2 separate regions of the Homo sapiens genome follow, and region 2 is linked to region 1. The links are chromatin loops, found by intact Hi-C in ENCODE. Cell type or tissue: CD4-positive, alpha-beta T cell. All regions are shown on one strand. Each heading gives the region's core, and the rest is flanking DNA. Links, peaks and the distances in the headings are about the cores only. Region 1 overlaps LOC105376360 (a long non-coding RNA gene). Region 2 overlaps LOC105376360 (a long non-coding RNA gene).

Evidence for each region. Hi-C counts contacts between places; a loop is a spot of excess contacts. Peaks named below come from ENCODE experiments on the same cell type or tissue, not always from the same donor. Only the 100,000 strongest peaks of a DNase experiment are listed, where the experiment ranks them.
Region 2: it touches region 1 in a loop (2.0-fold over the local background); 2 of 110 quality-filtered maps call a loop at or near these places.

The regions. Positions count from the first base shown.
Region 1 is chr10:3,664,729-3,673,844 of GRCh38, forward strand. All of the region lies in intron 1 of LOC105376360 (a long non-coding RNA gene), which reads left to right. Among named protein-coding and RNA genes, the nearest start is that of KLF6, 120 kb to the right of the region's middle. RefSeq lists an enhancer at 3,615-4,116. In CD4-positive, alpha-beta T cell, for the core only: no CTCF peak of the experiment used is centred there; DNase peaks (open chromatin) are centred at 2,043, 2,383, 4,073 and 4,373; H3K4me3 peaks cover 2,284 bases; H3K27ac peaks cover 1,518 bases.
Region 2 is chr10:3,716,117-3,725,232 of GRCh38, forward strand. All of the region lies in intron 1 of LOC105376360 (a long non-coding RNA gene), which reads left to right. Among named protein-coding and RNA genes, the nearest start is that of KLF6, 65 kb to the right of the region's middle. RefSeq lists an enhancer at 6,479-7,678. In CD4-positive, alpha-beta T cell, for the core only: no CTCF peak of the experiment used is centred there; a DNase peak (open chromatin) is centred at 4,595.

The sequences.
Region 1 (9,116 bases), core at 451-8,450:
AGGCTGTTCAGAGATCTCCTGATGGATGCTGCCGGGGCCTTTATTGAAGCACAACGAGCTTTGCATGTAGTGGCGTCTGGAGGGTGTTTCAGGATCGCTCCTTTGAGCACACGGGGTGCAGCGAGGAGACTGCGGCTTCTGCTCCTGGGATGTGGGCTCCTAGGGCTTTCCACTGGCATCAGGTGGCCACACACCGATGGTAGCACTGACCAGCATAGTCTCAGCATGAGGCAGCTGGTCCGAGGTGCAGCTTAAACCTTTCTCAAGGGAGGTGCCAAGGTGCCACCACTGCTGGAGCCCAGGAAGAAGTGTGTGAATACTTTTCAGCCATGAAATGAAGGAAATCCTGTCGATTGTGATGACACGGATGGACCCCGAGGCGACTACGGAGCAGTGAGCATCCCCAGATACCGCCCAGCCTGGGAGGAAAAGGCTCTGTGGTCTATTTGCCTTATGTCATAAATAATGCTTATGACATAAACCTCCATGCCAGGCACGGTTTTCTGAAACTGGCCTCAGTCATCCCTGTCCCACATTCTCTTCTGGAAACGCCCCCTCCCCCATCAAGACGCAGCCTTGGACCACTCACCCCTTGCATTTGGGAGGGCTCATGGCTCACAGTCATGGTGGCACGAGAGGCTGAGCTACCCCAGGCAGGTGAGAGATGCTGCAGTGTCTGCCTTGTTGACAGCACGTGAGCTGTGGGCCCTGACGCCCCACGCAGACATCACTTGGCCTCTTGAACCGAGCCAGTGGGAGCCAAGGCCATGGAGAGGGCGCTCCCAGTGTCCCCCAGTGAGAGTCGGCCAGGCTGCCACGGCAACACATCACAGGCCGGGAGGCTTCAAAGATAGGAACCTGTATTCTCATAATTCTGGAGTCTGGGAGTCCAAGATAAAGGTGTCCTCAGAGTTGCTTCCTCCGGAAGCCTCTCTCTGCAGCTTCAGACGGCCGCCTTCTTGCCATGGCCTCACAGGGTCACCCCTCTGCCTGTGTCTGTGCCCTAATCTCTCCTTCCAAAGACACCAGCCAGATGGGACTAGAGTCCACCCTAGTGACCTCACCTCACCTTAATCACCTCTTTAAAGCCCCCCGTCTCCAAACAGTCCCATTCTCAGGCACTGGGGGACAGGACGTCTGCACATGGATTTGGATTTTGGGGGACATGATGCAGCCGAGCTGAGGTCCCAGACAATAGCAGCATCCTGCAGCCATGAGTGAGGTGGGCAGTTTCCTGCGGAAGACTCCAGCCCTGGCCCTGGGGCCACCAGACCCTGAGGACCAGAGAGAAGTGGTCGCTCTGTGCGTGCGGGAGCTCCTGGCTACAGAACCCGTGAGCAGAATACGGTGCATGTTTGTGACCTGTAGTTCTGGGCCCCTGGATGCTGATTATTCAGCCATGGTCACTGAAATACCCTCAGCCTGGGAGTTCTCATATTATCTCAACTAACCTTTGCGCACATCAAGGTGCCTGTCTCACGGATGAGGACACTGAGACACACAGGATTAAATAAACTGCCCAAAACACACAGTTGCTAAGTGGTGACCCGGACTTGAACCCAGTCTGGCTGACTCCCGAGCCGTTCCCCCCGTGGAGGAGGTCTCGGACAATGCCTGACTCCCGAGCCGTTCCCCCCGTGGAGGTGGTCTCGGACAATGCACAGAGACTCGGTGTGGAAGACCCGCGCCATTCCCACAGGCGTGTCCTGCTCTTTTCGGGACTGGCTGCAGAAGAGTCCCTGCCTGCAGCTCACCCAGCTCAGAGGATGCTGGTGAGGCCACGCCTCTGGCTGTTCCAGGCAGACCCAGCACCCATGTCAGGAGCAGCCAGTGTCTCCCCAGGACGGCAGATGGAGGCAAACCCTGGTGTCTGAGTGGCTTCAAATAGCTGTACACCTGGAAGCCTCAAAGTGCAGGGAACACGGCAGATGGGGGCAGGTGGATGCCCAGGAAGCTTCACCACAGTCACCTGGCTTATTTGCCCCGGCCGGGCCATTCACAAGGCTTGCTGCTGAAAAGGAGTAGGTAGGCTCTGCCCACCCAGCTTTGCACTGCAGGGCTGGCTCCAACCCACACAGGTAGGCAGCCTGGCAGAGGGGAAAAGCCAGCTCAGTCACTCTTAACCGCACTTGCCTGCTGGCTGCTGCTTCTTTTTCTTTTTCTTTTTCTTTTTTAAGAGAAATTGATTAAGCATTTTTCCTTTTTTCCCTGTTTCTGAAATATATTTGGAGGATACACTATTTCTATTCTGATACTCTCTCCTTAGAGGAAAAAAAAAGTTATTTTTCACCTATTGATGCAGCAAAACGGAACCAGAAGCAGGAGTTCCAAGCCAGCCGTGCCTTTCTCTCCACTTCCTTCCCTGGGTGCAACCACAGCGGCGTGGTAGTGACTGTGGATAGTAAGTTCCTGCATTGTGGCTCTTCTGCCCCGCGTCGAGGGCTGAGCTCCCTGCTCTGCCGATGTGCTTTGCCTCCTGGAAGCTTCAGACATGGAAGCCATGTTCTGCCAGACCAGGAGAAACCCCACTTTCATCCCACGTCTCTGGTTATCAGAGCATCAAATCCAAGTTTGACCTACATTACAGGGCAAGTCGGTCATGAGCACACACTGGACCATGACAAATTGATTGTCGTGACTTTATTGATGTCAAGGGGGATACAGTGCCACGATTAATAATTTACCCAACAGAGAAAAGCTTTTCTTGTCTCTGTGATGCCGGAGAGCCCAAGGTTTGATTGTTCCAAGTCCGAGCACTAAGGAGGGAGGTGCTCACACTTACAGCTCAGGTGAAAATCCACAGCAGAAGATTCCTGGTAGCCTCCTCTCTGCGTGCCCACAAGTCGTCGAGGCAGAAAGTGAAGTTTGTTCTCTTATAACAAACCATTTGGACAGACACTTGGTTTTTCTGTTCTCAGAATTTTTTCTGCTCTACCCAAACTAGGGGTTGGCGTTGCATAGGTACCATGGGCACTTGGGGAATGCCTGTTTCGTTTCATTACATTGAGCGGTGATAAGAAGATTCAGACACTAATTGGCATTTTCCCCTAAATCTCCATGGAAATGCAGTCTCTATTCCAGGGCACCATGTACTGCGAGGACTTTATACTCGCCCTCCGAGTGAAAGGAGAATGAAGGAATGAATACAGAGGTGGACAGGGTCATTTCTGTCCCATAACTGCATATTGTGGACATTTTTCTTTTCTGAGATGGAGTCTCGCTCTGTCACCCAGGCTGGAGTGTGGTGGCATCATCTCAGCTCACTGGAACCTTTGCTTCCCGGGTTCAAGTGATTCTCCTGCCATGACAGGCACCCACCACCATGCCCGGCTAATTTTTGTATTTTTAGTAGAGACGAGGTTTCACCGTGTTGGCCAGACTGGTCTTGATCTCCTGACCTCGTGATCCACCCACCTTGGCCTCCCAAAGTGCTGGGATTACGGGCGTGAGCCACCGTGCCCAGCCTTTTGTGGACATTTTAAACAGCAGGGAAATTAATCCTGAGCAATAAAAAATAAATAAATAAATAAATAAATCATGGTTTTTATTTGAATCTTAAAAAAACAAAACGAAACATGTTTTCACTTTTTTTTTTCCTTATCTAATTTGGCTACTGCTTCACTTTCTCTGCCACCTCTCTTACTGCAGTTTCAACTAAATGACTAAGCAAATTAGATCTTGAGTTGCTTTTCTGGAATGCGGAGAGTTGGAGAATCAGATAAAAGTCGAGGTATCTCTCTCTTCAGCAGCTTCCAGATCGGGGGCTGGAGCTGAGCGGGGGTGTTGTGCAATCCCGTACTGTTGTCGAGCAGGCTTCAGTTCAGGGAGACCAGGCAGGCTGAGGCCCAGGAGAGTGCCCCCTTGCATCTGCCCTGGGGGAAACTCTAGAAGGGGTAGAGAAAATCCGAGAAGAAAGGATATTTTTACACGGTAGGATTGTATTTTTATCCCCGGAGGCTTGCTGAACGCAAGTTTCTGGGTAAGTTACACAATACAGGAAAAGTAACTGTTTAGCGTATAGGTGATACGTGTTGGAGGCCAGAGCGCTCTGCAAAGCCCCGCCCCTGTGTGTGTTGTGTGGTCTGAAAACAAAGAGCAGGCATCACCTTCTGGAGGTGAGGCTGGCCCGGGACTCAGATGGCTCTAACTCTGCGGGTCGCCTGCCCAGAGGCTGCACTTCAGCCGGCGGGGAAGCCAGGATGGATCTTAAGTCATTCGATTCTCAGGCCATAGGTTGTTGCCAAACTGCAGCCTGGAAAAATAGTCTATTGATTTTCTGAGTCAAATAAAGTTATGTTAATGTAGAATTAAATAGATAGTCACATAGCTGTAACATCCCCAAAGATGGAAATACTACACATCAAATGTGCCTGTGGTCTCTTTGTTCATCTGTTCCTTCCTGTTCTTACTGCTATCAGAAAAAAACATACCTAGCATTGCTAAATAAGGCTTGAGAAACAAGCGTGTTTTGTAAATAGCACATCTTCGTACAAACTCATATAATATTTTCAAACCCTGAAGTCGCTTGCATTTTTCTTCGCTATTCACAGCAACTCTGCAAGATGCTCCTCACATTGGGTTTAAATTGTGACATCATATCCAAATTATGTCCCCTTGGGCAACTCAACTAAACTCTTTTCCCCGTTTCTTCATCTCTAAATTGGAATGATAATACAAGCTTCCTCAAATAAATCAAAGTGAGAATCAAACCAGCCTGGCCAACACGGTGAAATCCCGTCTCTACTAAAAATACAACACTAGCCGCGTGTGGTGGCGGGCACCTGTAATCCCAGCTACTCGGGAGGCTGAGGCAGGAGAATCACTTGAACCCAGGAGGCAGAGGTTGCAGTGAGCTGAGATCGCATCATTGCACTCCAGCCTGGGTAACCAGAGCGAAATTCTGTCTCAACAAAAATAAATACATGAAAAGTCAGGTTAGGTATGTGGGTGCTAAGAACCACATGCACATGGAACTGCTTGCCGCTGTCTCCGTTATTTACTAGAGGAAGACACTGATATGGCGCCCAAGCCTATCGCTGGTCTGACCTTTTCACACCATCACAGAGGGGATATGAGGTTGGACGTGTTCTCCCTGCCAGCCTTGCCTTCTTGCCGTCACAATCATCCCTCTAGATATGCCTGCAACAAGGACCCAGAGTCCTAGGTCTTGGCGCCTTTGCTGCCGCCTCCCTGGGAGGGGTCACCCGGCACACCGTGACCTCCTCACCTCACCCCTCTGTAGCCTTCAACCCCAACCCCCCTTCTTCGCATGACAGTCAGAGTGAAGAGAGAAAGTATGATTCAGATGTGTCTCTGCTATTCCACGCTCCCAAAGGCCTCCTCATGTCTCTGGGGGCAAAAGCCAAAGTCCTCCCACTGGCCTTCAGATGCCCCACAAACCCACCACTCCGTCCCTCTGACAACATCTCCTCCTGCTCTTCTGGATCCAGCCACCTCCTTGTGTGTCTTCAAGCTCTGCAGCCTTCACAGGGGCCCCTCCTGCCTGGAGCACTCTTGCTGTGTATCTGCGTAACTTGCCTCTCCACCTCCTCACCTCCTGTCTCCCGCTCTCCGTCCTTCTTCCTGCTGTTCCTTTCCTCCGCAGCACCATTCACCTTCTAACAGGCTGCTCCTCATGACTTCTGTATTTGGTCAGTTTCCCCAAACAAGAACGCAAACTCCACCAGGCAGAGGCTTGCACTTGTTTCGTTCTCGGTGGATCCCCCATGCCCCTGGAACAACACGTAGTGGGCATATGATCAGTATTTGTCGAATGTGTAAATAAAGAAAGGAAGTAAGGAACAAATGAATGGACACATGAAATGTGTTGCAGGCAGAAAAAAGTTAGAAAAGACAACACGACATTGCGCAGGAGTTGAGAGGAAGAAAGGAGATCTGGATTGTGATGTTTTCCCCTCCCTTACCAAAAGGCAGTTTTACCAACAAACTGAGTCAGAATAATCATTGCAGCAGAATTTGCCAGAGGTCAGGGACCTGCCGGCCAGTCTCAGTAAGATGAAACGTAGAAAATTCACTCACTATCCCCAGAGAGCACAAGGCTTAGGGTGTCCATCGGGGAGTGGCTGCTCACGGGGTCAATGGGGCCAAGAAGGAGCAGCTTAAGTAAAAATAAAGGGTATTTACTGGGGGATGCAAAGGAGATGGAACTGGGACATGGAAATCTGTCGGGGTTTTGAAGATTATTCTCTCTCTCTACAGCTGGTGTCCCCTTCTCCCTGCTGTCCCAATGCTCCCACCAAATCAGTCAACGTCATACGTAGACTTGCCCATCGTACAGCTCACCCTGTGGCACAGCAGGGCCTGCACGTGCCCTAGTGCAGGACGCCAAGTCACCCAGTGCTGATTCCTGATTTCTAGGACAGAAGATCCACTGGCTCACAATGGCTTAGGTGTCCACCTGGATCATGGCCCTAGCCAGGCAGTTGAGGCCCAGGACAGCCAGGGCACTCCTGAGAGGCTGTCTCTGGAGAACTATCTGGGGGTCTGGGGGACTCAGGGCTGGACGGACTCCCAGAAACATTCTCATCCAGAGCTGGGACAGGAATACCTCCAGCATCCGTAGCTCCCATGGACAATGTGATGCCCTTTTAAAGCAGCAAGTACATGGCACTGGGTGCCATGGGCATGGGAATGATAAGGACCGTGGGGTGGAGCAGAGAAATTGGTTTTACATTGTAGCTGTGGACAACACTGTTATTTTGTATTATTTGTTGTACTTAACATGATTCTGTACAAAGAATGCTCGAAAGGAGAAAAGACAGAGGAAGTTCAGTAAATTAGAGGGAAGTTCCCTGCTGTGCCATGGAGCAATATTTATAATCTGGGCCCTTTAGGGAAGGGATTACTGGCACAGAGATTACAACGGCGCTGTAAGAAGAGATTCCAGACCAGTTTTGTAATTTATTTCACTTTCATGAAACCCCCCACAAATCAGAAAAGCTCTGTAAGTAGAGACTTCTCTGAAGGGAACATCCAAGGGAAGAAGCTCCTCCCCTCTTGAAGAGGTGGTGGAGGGACCTCGGGAGGGTGGAATTCAAAGCAGTTAAGCAATCGTCATTGAACGCGTGGCCCCTGAGCACGCTGGCTGCAGGGCTGGTTCCCTCACCTCGCTGCTCCCTGGCATCCGACCTGTGAGATGGTAACAGTGGCATCTACCAAATAGGACTGTAGTGAGAACCGCTACGAGTCTCTAATGCACAGCAAGGTTTATGTGAATATTAGCCATTTTTACTATTGCTCTGATTCCTGGGGAGTAGCTGAAAGTCAGTGCACTCAAGCCCCTGAAGTGCCGTCTTCTTGTCACCATCATGATTTTCTCTTTTAGCCATACTTGTTCATTATTGGTGCTATACATGAATCAATTTTTTTCTTTAAATAGCATGATTTGTGTGTATGTTGTGTATTTATTGTATCCACTAAAGTGAACACATAAATATTAAAATAAAAATATGCATTTAGATGCCATTGAATTAATCTCTGGGCACACCACTATTTGGGGCACACTGTCCTACAAAATGCGTATGGTTCTGTATCTATAGAACAAATTATCACTGTCCCCAAGGCATAACCACTGCCTGCAGAGGTCCTCACTGATGGTGGAGTTTGCTCTGATGCTCTGGCCTGGTCACTGCAGCTTTCTATGTCTGATTCACGTCTTTCTTTTTGGCACTGTCTCCCACTAGCACTACACCAGATTCCTGTAATTCAGTTAAACTGGTGAGCAGACCATGCAACCAGCTTCTGCGACTCAGGCTGTTTCCCGGAATGCAGCATCCGTCCTGCAGTGTCCTTCTTCACTGTCTTTTTTTATCTTCACAAAACTTCTTGCAAACAAAATCCTATTTTTTTTTAATTTTTATTTGAGACAGAGTCTTGCTCTGTCACCCAGGCTGGAGTGCAGTGCTGCGATCCCAGCTTATCACAAGCTCCATCTCCCGGGTTCAAGCAATTCTCCTGCCTCAGCCTCCTGAGTAGCTAAGATTACAGGCACCTGCCACCACATCTGGCTAATTTTTGTATTTTTAGTAGAGATGAGGTTTCACTATGTTGCCCAGGCTGGTCTCAAACTCTTAGCCTCAAGTGATCCACCCATCTCGGCCTCCCAAAGTGCTGGAATTACAGGCGTGAGCCACCATGCCCAGCCTGAATCCTATTTATTTAATTGATTTACAAACAATTTTCAGAAATGAAAATTTCAAATTGACTTTTAACTGGTAATTTCTTTTAAAATCTGAATCTAGGCCAGGCACAGTGGCTCACGCCTGTAATCCCAGCACTTTGGGAGGCTGAGGTAGGTGGATCATGAGGTCAGGAGGTCGAGACCATCCTGGCTAACATGGTGAAACCCCGTCTCTACTTTAAATACAAAAAAATTAGCTGGGCTTGACGGCAGGCGCCTGTAGTCCCAGCTACTTGGGAGGCTGAGGCAGGAGAATGGCCTGAACCCAGGAGGCGGAGTTTGCAGTGAGCCGAGATCGCACCACTGCACGCCAGCCTGGGTGACAGAGTGAGACTCCATCTCAAAAAAATAAAATAAAATCTGAATCTGTAAGTTTCTTCACCCTTTCCTTTTGTCAAGAAGTTAGTGATCTGTTGCAAACTACAATAACATAACTACTTAATATACCTAGAAGAAATACAAAGAAATATGTAGGCATTATGCCAATAGATTCAACAATTTTAGATAAAATTGAGAAATTACTTGAAAGACACGTTATCAAAAACTGACACAAGAAGTAATAGAAACTATGACTAGCTCTAGATTTATTTTTTAAATTGGCTTCTTAATTTAAAATTTTTGATGAAGAAGAGTCCAGACCTAGATTGATTTATCAGTGGGTTCTGTAAAAACTTTGAGAAGAAACAATACCAGTTTTATGTAAGCTCTTTCAAAAAGTTGTGGAAAATCTTGTAAAGGGGATTACTTTTGAACCTATTTTATTAATTAATTATCTTTATAAAAAGATTAGATAAAGAAGATAGAAATGCCATTGATTAATATTCCTTACAATGTACCTGAAAATTTATTCATAAAATATTTGCAAATCAAATCCAATAATATGTAAAAAAAGACAATCCCTCATGACCAAGTGGGA
Region 2 (9,116 bases), core at 673-8,672, 52 kb after region 1:
TATCCTGTAAAGGTGCTTGGTAAATGCTCTTGTTAAAATCTGAACATGCATTCAGCCTGCAAATATGTAAAAGCAAAACAATATCCCCACTTATGCACTGATACAAATAGAGGGACGCACGTAGGTGATAAAATACTGAGTCAGACTTCCACGTCACTTGTAACCTGTGTCTGTGCCTGCAGAGGAAACCTCTGTGTGTGGGCTGTCCCATGTGTGTACGTGTGTGTCTGTGTGTGCATGCATCCACTCATGCATGCCTGCGTGTCTGTGTTGCTAAATCCCGAAGGCTGGTTAATGCTTGGGTAAACTCATTGTCTAAGGGAGCTCTAGACAGTGTTACCTTCAAAACGGAGCAAAGCAACCGACGCAGAATGTTCACTCATCTCAGAGAAATGAGGCACCAAAGCAAGAAGCGTTGAGAGTTGCTCTAGGGGCTGATAAACGGGTGAAAAAATTACCAATCTGCTCTTCTCAAGATGTGACCTGGACAGATTTGGAAGACGTGTGAAAAGCCAGCCAGCAGAATTGGACCTCAGCCACAGCACTTTTCCAGAGATAATCTTCAAAAACGTCTGAAACTCTATCAAATTCCCAGTTCTCCTTGCCCTAGAAATCCTCCTTTGAGCCCAAATTCACCTCTAAAAAGCGTTTGCTCCCAGGTAATGGTGTTCAGAAATAAGAGGAAGGTGAAGATGAAGGAAGGAGAATGTCTTGCCCCTTGGAGACGCACAGAAGCCCCAACTCTCAGCTGTCCGGAGCTGACTCTCATCTTGTAAACATTGCTTCTGAGAAGGACACTGCAGGCAGAAGTGCTTCTCTCCTTCCAGCCTCAAGGGTTCAGACCCTCTCCCCTTTCTGCGGTTCACTCATCCCTCACCAATGCAGGGCCCTGGAGCAGCAGGAAACGTGGGGATGGCATGGGTGGCTGTGCTCCCTCCCCGTGGCCCAGGGATCCTGCAGCGTAGAATCAGTCATAGAAAACATCTAAGTTTGTACAGATTGAGGATTTAACTGGGGTGTATTTTCCCAGAGGAGATAGTCATCAAAGCAACTGATCTATAGGAACGTTCGATAAATATTTCTTAATAAATAGAGTTGATACGGTATTAATCTGAGACATAGGCTCCTTTCATGGCAGGAAACCTTGCTGTACCTTAATTCTCCATTGAAGAGGTTCGTGCCCCTCTTTCTCTCATCTATTACTGCATTGATTTGTTCATCTAATCAACACGTACCAATGAGATCGCAGCCATGGGCAGGCCCCGGGTTAGAAGCCAGGATAAGTATTTACGGTGGAGAACATGAGAGGTGGGATACACAGGGGAACGCCCGTGCCTGAACCTAAGAGGTGTGACTCTACCAAGTGGGAAAGGCAAGCACGCATCATGCCAGTGCAAAATTACAAACAGAGACGACCAGCCGTTGAAGTCAAGACACACACATGTTGTGGCACCAGCGTATGGGGGCCTGGGCTAGTCTGGGCTACCACAAGAGCAGCATTTTCCTGAGGTCTGCAGAGTCCGCCCTTCTTAAGCGACATGGGCCCCAGAGAACAGGGCAAGGGACCCTGCAGGAGGAGGCCCCCCAAGGAGCCGAGAGAAGGACCCGAGAAGGAACCGGGACCTGAGAAGGAAAGGCTAAGGGAGAGATGGACTGAGAGGGCGTGGGGCCTCATCGCCACGTTAAGGATTTGGGTCTTCATCAAAAGATCATTGAAAAGCCACCTAAGCAGTTTAGACACAAGAGGGACTGAATGTGTAAAAGGCCACTCCAGCTGCAAGCGCAGTATGGGATGAAAATGAGCGCCAGAAACAGATGAGAGAAGGTGAGGTTCCACCGCGAATGCAGCCATGGAGACAGAGAACAATGTACAGGGTACAGCTAGGGAGCAAGATCGGGGGAGTTAGCAATGGACTGTGTGGGGCTGGGGAGAAAAAAGAGGGAGGGAGGGAGGGAAGGAGGGAAGTGGGGAGGGAGGGAGGGCCGGGGATGACTGCCGGATTTCTGGCATGAACAACTGCGCAGACTTCACTGTTCTGGCTATGATGGAGGCCCCAGAGGAAGTGAGGCGAACCAGGGTCTCGGGAGGACGGAGCCAGGTCTTGCTCTGGACGGGCCAAGGCTGAAGGGCTTTGATGTCCCCAGGTGGAACTGTCCACTTGTTAGCTGGATATACTTTCCTGAAGCTCTGAGAAGAGGTCTGAGCTTTAAGAAAGAAATGTAGGAACTCCGTGTGCACAGATGGTCCTGAAGACACATGTGGGATCTCACCCTTACCACAGGTGCAGTGAGACAGCCGCTCCACCTCTTCAAGCCTCAAGGCCTCACCTGCAGGTAGCCACACGCAGGGCTGTGTGGAGGACCGAGTGAGATCATGCCTGTGAAGTGCCCAGGACTGTGCCTGATTCACAGCAAGGGTTCCATGTTGCCTATAATGAACATTATCTCTAGAGACCACAGACTCTGATGGGCCAGGAACACGGGTGAGCCTGAGACTAGGCGGACGCATGGAGCTGGGACAGCCAGAGAAGTTCCCCCAAGAAGTCAGAGGAAGGAAAGTCTGCTGATGCCTACTGGCTCCTCATCTATGTTCATTGTGTCATAGCTGCTCTCAGAGCCTTGTCCAACCTTTACCAACAACCTCATGCCATGGCCACTGTTGGGTCTGGTTTGCAGGTGAGGAGCTAGAGCTGGCATAAATTACCCAAATCCTACACACAGAGGGGCCAAACCCAGAGATTCAACCTTGTCCATTTGACCCCAAGTCTTGAGCTCTTGCTCTACATCCCCTTATTTCCCAAGGGAGTAGATTAAGAAGCAGCACCATGAGCTAAAGGCATGGATGCTAGAAAAGCTTCAGGTAAATTATCAGGGGATGGCCGACAAGGAAACCTATAGGAGCTTGGGGACAGGGAGGTCCAGGGAGGCTGGTTGGGTTCAGGGAGGCTGGTCCTCAGACAGATGGGAGCAGAGAAAGGGAGAGCCCTGTGGGGCAGGGGCCAGACTGATTACAAGACAGGGGCCCGGCAGGGAAAGGCAGGACCCTGGGGTGGAAGGAGGGGCCTGGACCTGGAGACAGGGGCTGTCATGTTGGCCTGGGGCCCGAGGGTGAGTGGAGGCTGGGCCAGCACGCTCCTCCACTCAGGGGCCTGTCCAGGGTCTGTGAGGTGTGAAAGGGCACCTGACAATGGGCGTCCAGGGACTGCAGAGAAGGGCCCAGGTCAGGCCTCAGGCTGCTGGTCACAAAAGGCCTCGTGTGACTCAGATGTCCGCTTGCTCCTGGACGGCTTTCTCAGGCTGGGAACGAAGCAGCTGGGCAGCTTCTAGTTCTACCTGCAGAGTCACTTTCTCGTGTGTTTGTTTCATGTCTTCTGAACGGCGGGAGCTGCGAGGGCTACTGGAAGTTGAGAAGTTATTCTGCTGGGACGTGGCCATGCCCGGGAACCAGTAGCTCCGTAACAGCACCTGAGCCTGCAGCCTGCCAAGCCCCTGGCGGGAGGAGGAGAGCCTTCAGGGATTCCCCAGGAAGCCACCTGAGCAGGACTAGGGTGGAAACATCGGAGAGTGAAGGAACAGCCTCTCTCTTGGGAGGAGTGTGATCAAGAGGAATGAGGAGAAGAATGAGGTCATGAATCCCAACACAGACAGGCAAGTACACAGGTCCAGAGCCAAAGAGACAGAGAGACAGAGAGAAAGAGAGCTGGCCCCAGTGTGAACAGACCTGAGCCAGTGCAGACGTATCCCTGGTTAAGGTATAGACAAATGCAGCCGGGCGCGGTGGCTCATGCCTATAATCCCAGCACTTTGGGAGGCCGAGGCAGGCGGATCACGAGGTCAGGAGATCGAGACCATCCTGGCTAACATGGTGAAACCCTGTCTCTACTAAAAATACAAAAAACTAGCCAGGCGTGGTGGCAGGTGCCTGTAGTCCCAGCTACTCGGGAGGCTGAGGCAGGAGAATGGCGTGAACCCAGGAGGCGGAGCTTGCAGTGAGCCGAGATGGCACCACTGCACTCCAGCCTGGGGGACAGAGCGACACTCGGACTCAAAAAAAAAAAAAAAAAAAAGAAAAGAAAATGTATAGACAAATGCTTATCACCAGAAGAAACTGAGATCTTTCATCTAAAATTCAGAATTCCAGGCATTTATAGTGATTTTTAAGAAAAAAAAAATTATTAAAATAGTGATTCATCCCCCAAACCAATTTATTATTCTTAATGTCATTAAAAACCACACACACACACAAAAAGACTGGAGACTCAGCCCAGGACAGTGAGCATAGTTAGAAAGAAAGCCACTTGAGCAGGACCGGGTAGAGGTTAACTTCCAACCACAGCTAAAGATGCCAGATTGTCATTCCAGTTCAGTAAAGCCCACCTCAAACTGTATTTATTGATTCATTTCACAATAATCTGCTACTGTATTCAACACTCTAAGGGAGTGAGGAGTTTACTTGATTCAGCGGTAAACGCAGAGCTCTGGTAGGAGGTATTAATACTACTTATCAGCAAAGGTTACTAGCTTGCAAAATGTTTGAATCATGTTACCACATGGTTACCAAAGCTGAGTTATGAAATGCCAGGGGCTGACTCTGGGTGCACAGCACTTACGTAAGTCACTCTGCACAGGGCGCTGGAGGAGAAGTTGAGTTCTATTACAGGAAGCAGAGGAAGTTTCAGCAGACAGTCACTTGCCAATTTGAACAGTCCAAACACATGGTCTTCCAGTTTACATGCCCAGTGGTTTCTAAATAATTCACATGTCAGCTGCACAGACACATTGATAGTGTCATGGGTTTTGATGGGTTGGCCCAAATCCCATCATGAGTACAGTTCCATGTTCCCCCTGAAACTGGCGACGAGAAGTCCTCCCGGGGGAAGGCAGACAAGGGCAGCAGTGGAGTTTTGGGGTTGAGACTGAGCCAGAAAGCAAAGTGCCACTTCTGCCCATATGATGGTGAGATTTTGGAAGATTCCAAGTCTGAGAGACTGGGTCATATTGAGAGAATCGTGGAAATCATTTGGAAACCGGGCAGTGGGGAGGGAAGGATAAAGCCGTCTTCCATTTAAAAGGGAAACAGATACAATCTGAATGTATCTCCCCGGTTTGTCTGCTAAGGAGAGACACTCTTGTCTGCCGATAAAGAGCTGAGAGCCTCAAGTAGGTCAAAAATAAAGAAAACAAATTGAAGGTGAGATTGATTCATGACACATGTGTTACAAGGTCTGGTGGGAGCCTCTACTTTTTCTGGAGGATAAAACCATCAAAGCACACTGCCCCCGTTTCATCACACCACTTGCGTATTATAGAGACACAATCAGTTCTCAAAATCCCTAATTTGGGCATTTTGTGCCTCAAAAATATTTGTTCCCTTAGTATTCAATGTGGCACCATAGTACGAGTGCAGGTGTTTTGAATTTACACCTATCCTAGCTTTCACTTCTGATCCAACTCATGGGTTTGGTACGTCTGCTTAGCAGTACAATTTCAACGACTAAAATTGTCCGTCTCTATTGACTATGAACCATGCAAAAGGACGACCACTGGATGGTTTTCACCACAGCTGTGGCCACAGTGGCTGGAGAGGTGGTCCACCCTAGAAGACCCTAGGAAATAGCAGGCTGATGACACTGAACACATCAGTTATGTGAAAGGTGTGCGTGCATGGTGAGCCAGGAGGCTCAGTCCTGGGAGCAAAAAGACATTATAATCTTTAAATCAGAAGTAATTCCAGGAGCTTTCAACTGATAAAGGGGCTATCTTATGACATGAATAAATAACTAGACATAGTAACAACAAAATGATATTTTTCTTACTCAGGTGATCATCTTCTTATTCAAACGTGTATGTCAGAACCTGACTTAGGGATGGGAAGTTAGAAAATAAAATGAGAAAAGTGGAAAGCTGATTTCCTGCAGCCTACTTCCATCATTAACTCTTGGAGGCTTGACAATCCTTGTTGGAAAGCAGTCACCCAGGCAGTAAACGCTGACTAATTGATGTGTTAATAAAAGTGGACATTGTGTAACATTCCTAATATGTTAATAGTGTGGTTTGCAAAACATTTTAAAATTACTTTAATGAAATATTTGATTAAACGTAGGTTTAATTTAAAATTTCACATTTTTAATCAAGGAGGATCAGTAATTAGCCTGGAGGCTTGAATCGAGAGCATATGTATAATTTCTGCAAATAAAGAGAGTGCACCAGTGTTCCTAGAGGGTCCTGTGTCATCGACCTGTGTATGTGTGAATAACTACACATTTTTGGTGCTGTGGGATTCACTGGTAATTGCATTGCAGACCAATTAAGAGAGTATTTATAGTCCAAATTAACCTGATAATCAAGAATCCCCATACAATATTGATCTCTCTTAAGAATTTTCTGAATGTAGGTAGGTGCTCTAACCAGCTTCTTGAAGAAGTGTTCAGAAGCCAGAATCAATGAATTCGGCGGTAATATTTCCCCCTAGAAACGTGGGCCATTTTCAATTTTTGCATGCGCAGAGTAAATGCTCAGCAAAAGATTAATTACTTGAGTATTTCATCGATATTCCTATAGACAGAAGGTATTTACGGAGGGCCTGAGCATGCATTCTGTAGAGTCCGATAGGTGGGATGTCTTCCCTCACCCATCACAAGGGTCATAGCAGAGACTCCTAGAACAAAAGACAGGTTAACAGGAGAAAAGCATAATAGGCATAATATTTAGTCCAAATTTTACATGACACGAGATCCTTCAGAAATGAAGAATCAAAGGCCCAGGGAAAACTGTGTCTTTTTACACTTAGGATGGATGGAAGCATGGACAGACATGTAGGAATGTGATGGGACAGAAGACTGTGATCTAATGGTGAGAGAGTGAGGGTAAGCCCAGCAAGACCCACCTGTTCCTGTTCTCCATGGCTTCTCCATTTGTGTTCCTTACCTCTCAGGAAGAGGGCAGGACTCCTCTGGAATGAGGGTCTCCGAGGAGGAAGAGAGACAGTGACCTTTCTAAGTTTCATGGCTGGTTTTGGGGAGAGGAATTCTAGTGCCCATGACCCACCTTAGGGAAGGGGAATTCTGTTTTCTATGACTCACTTTGGGGCAGAAAGAGGGCAGAGAGAGACATGAGGGCAGGAGAGGGTCGGAGAGACCTGGCGTAGGCGGCCTTCCCATTTCCTCCAGCTCAAAGCACTTGACATGCTCTGGCGCCATACTTTGGGGTCTTGTTTTCTGAGCCTCACAATTCTGAGAGATTCTGCACACGGGTCACCGAAGGTCATCCTCACAGACTCCCCTAAAGTGACCTATTATTATCACCATAACAGACATGGAACCTGGGACTCAGTCCTCAGGTGATTGTCCAGAATGGGGAGCGGGCCATTCTGGACAATCTGTACCATGGCCACAGAATGTAAACAGAAAACTCATTCATTCATTCACAACTCCAGACATTCTTCTTCAACATGGATCTTGGCAAAAAATGGGGTCTTCAATTCAGATTAAATAAAGGAAATGAAATACAATTATTTTTAAGTTATGAAGACATCTTAAATTTTTACTTAAGGCTAAAATGTCATTTTCTTATACAAGACATAAGCATTTGATGTTTGTCAAGTTCACAGTTAACTACTCAGGGGTACAGATTGCTTCTTGTTAAAGACACCACTGACTGAATATTTTAACCACTCGAATAGAAATTTCTACATTTTATCGGTGTCTGCCAAACCAAAATACCCCAACGGAATTCCTTTGAAATCTCTGGGAATGCATTATTGGAGTGGGTGTCGATACTAACTTTTCACATAAATCTACTCACCCTCAAGTTAGGATATTGGACATATGGTTTGTGGAAATATTTGAAGCATTTGCATAAGACATGCAAGTTTTGGAAGAATGACCATTTTAATCAGGCTGACTAACTGAGATGAGAAGAGGGAGGTGTGACCATCTGTTTAGCTTCATCTTGATTTTATTTAGCACCTGCAAAAAAAATAGATTTGAGCCACTTCTGAACGAAGAAAATATGGAGAACCTGTCTAGGACTGTCTCCTGTGCCCTTCTTCAAGGAAAGGAAAGGTCAAGTTACAAACAAATTATACACACACGCTGTGCACATGTGCACACATGCACATATACACAAACCCTACACCTTTTGAAATCTAAGATCTGTAGTTCCATAGTTCACTTGATAACTACAGGTCTTAATTTTAGCACTCTAAGACAACACTCAATACATATGCTAATATTTGCCGATACCTATAAAGGCCAAAAGAAACAAAAAGTAAAGTTATTATGTGTAGGAATGACAGAGGATTCTGAACTGAGAGAGGCAGTTATATAATTTGCCAATTCCTAAGCTGTTTATATAAATGGTTATAAATGGATATACTGTGTTGCCTAGGAAGGTTATAGCTCTCTAAAATGATATTAATATGACATGAAAATAAAGCGATAAAATTCCAAGCTATATTTCAATGCATAAATAATGCTAGAATATAGTTGACACTCAGTAATATCAACAAACAAGTGAAAAAATTCCTTACTAGTTTTTTGGTAGTTTTTTCTGACAAATAAATTTGAACTTAAATGTATTTTCTTTATCAAGATTATCCTAAGACTTTTGTGCTGCAGTTTTTGAGATAAATCATTTGATAGATTTTCTGATGTTGAAATTTTCTCTTACTCTTGACCAAACTCTCTTTGGTGACTATGATTTTCCTCTTCTCACTCTGGACTCTTATTTACATTCTTATTCTCTCTCTGTCTGCTCCTCATCCTCCTCCTGTTCTCTCTCCATTTCCCTTTCTCATCTCCTCTCTCTTTTTCCTTCATCAGTCTTGATATTATTAATATTTTTAAAAACTCAGCTTTTGGAATTTTGAATTATTCTCTTTCGTGATCATTGGTTGTTCCTATGGCTGCCGCCACCCTGTTCCTGTACTTCTCTATTGTATCGATTTCTGTTCGCATTTCTCTTTCTTATTTTTTATTTTGATCTGATGCTTATTTTTTTCCTTGCTGATTTTTGGAATTTAAAATTCAGCTTACTTGTTTTCAGTCTTTTGTATTTATAGTTAAACTTACAACTTTCCAACTAACTACGGCTTTATTCAATAAAGTAATTAGTTT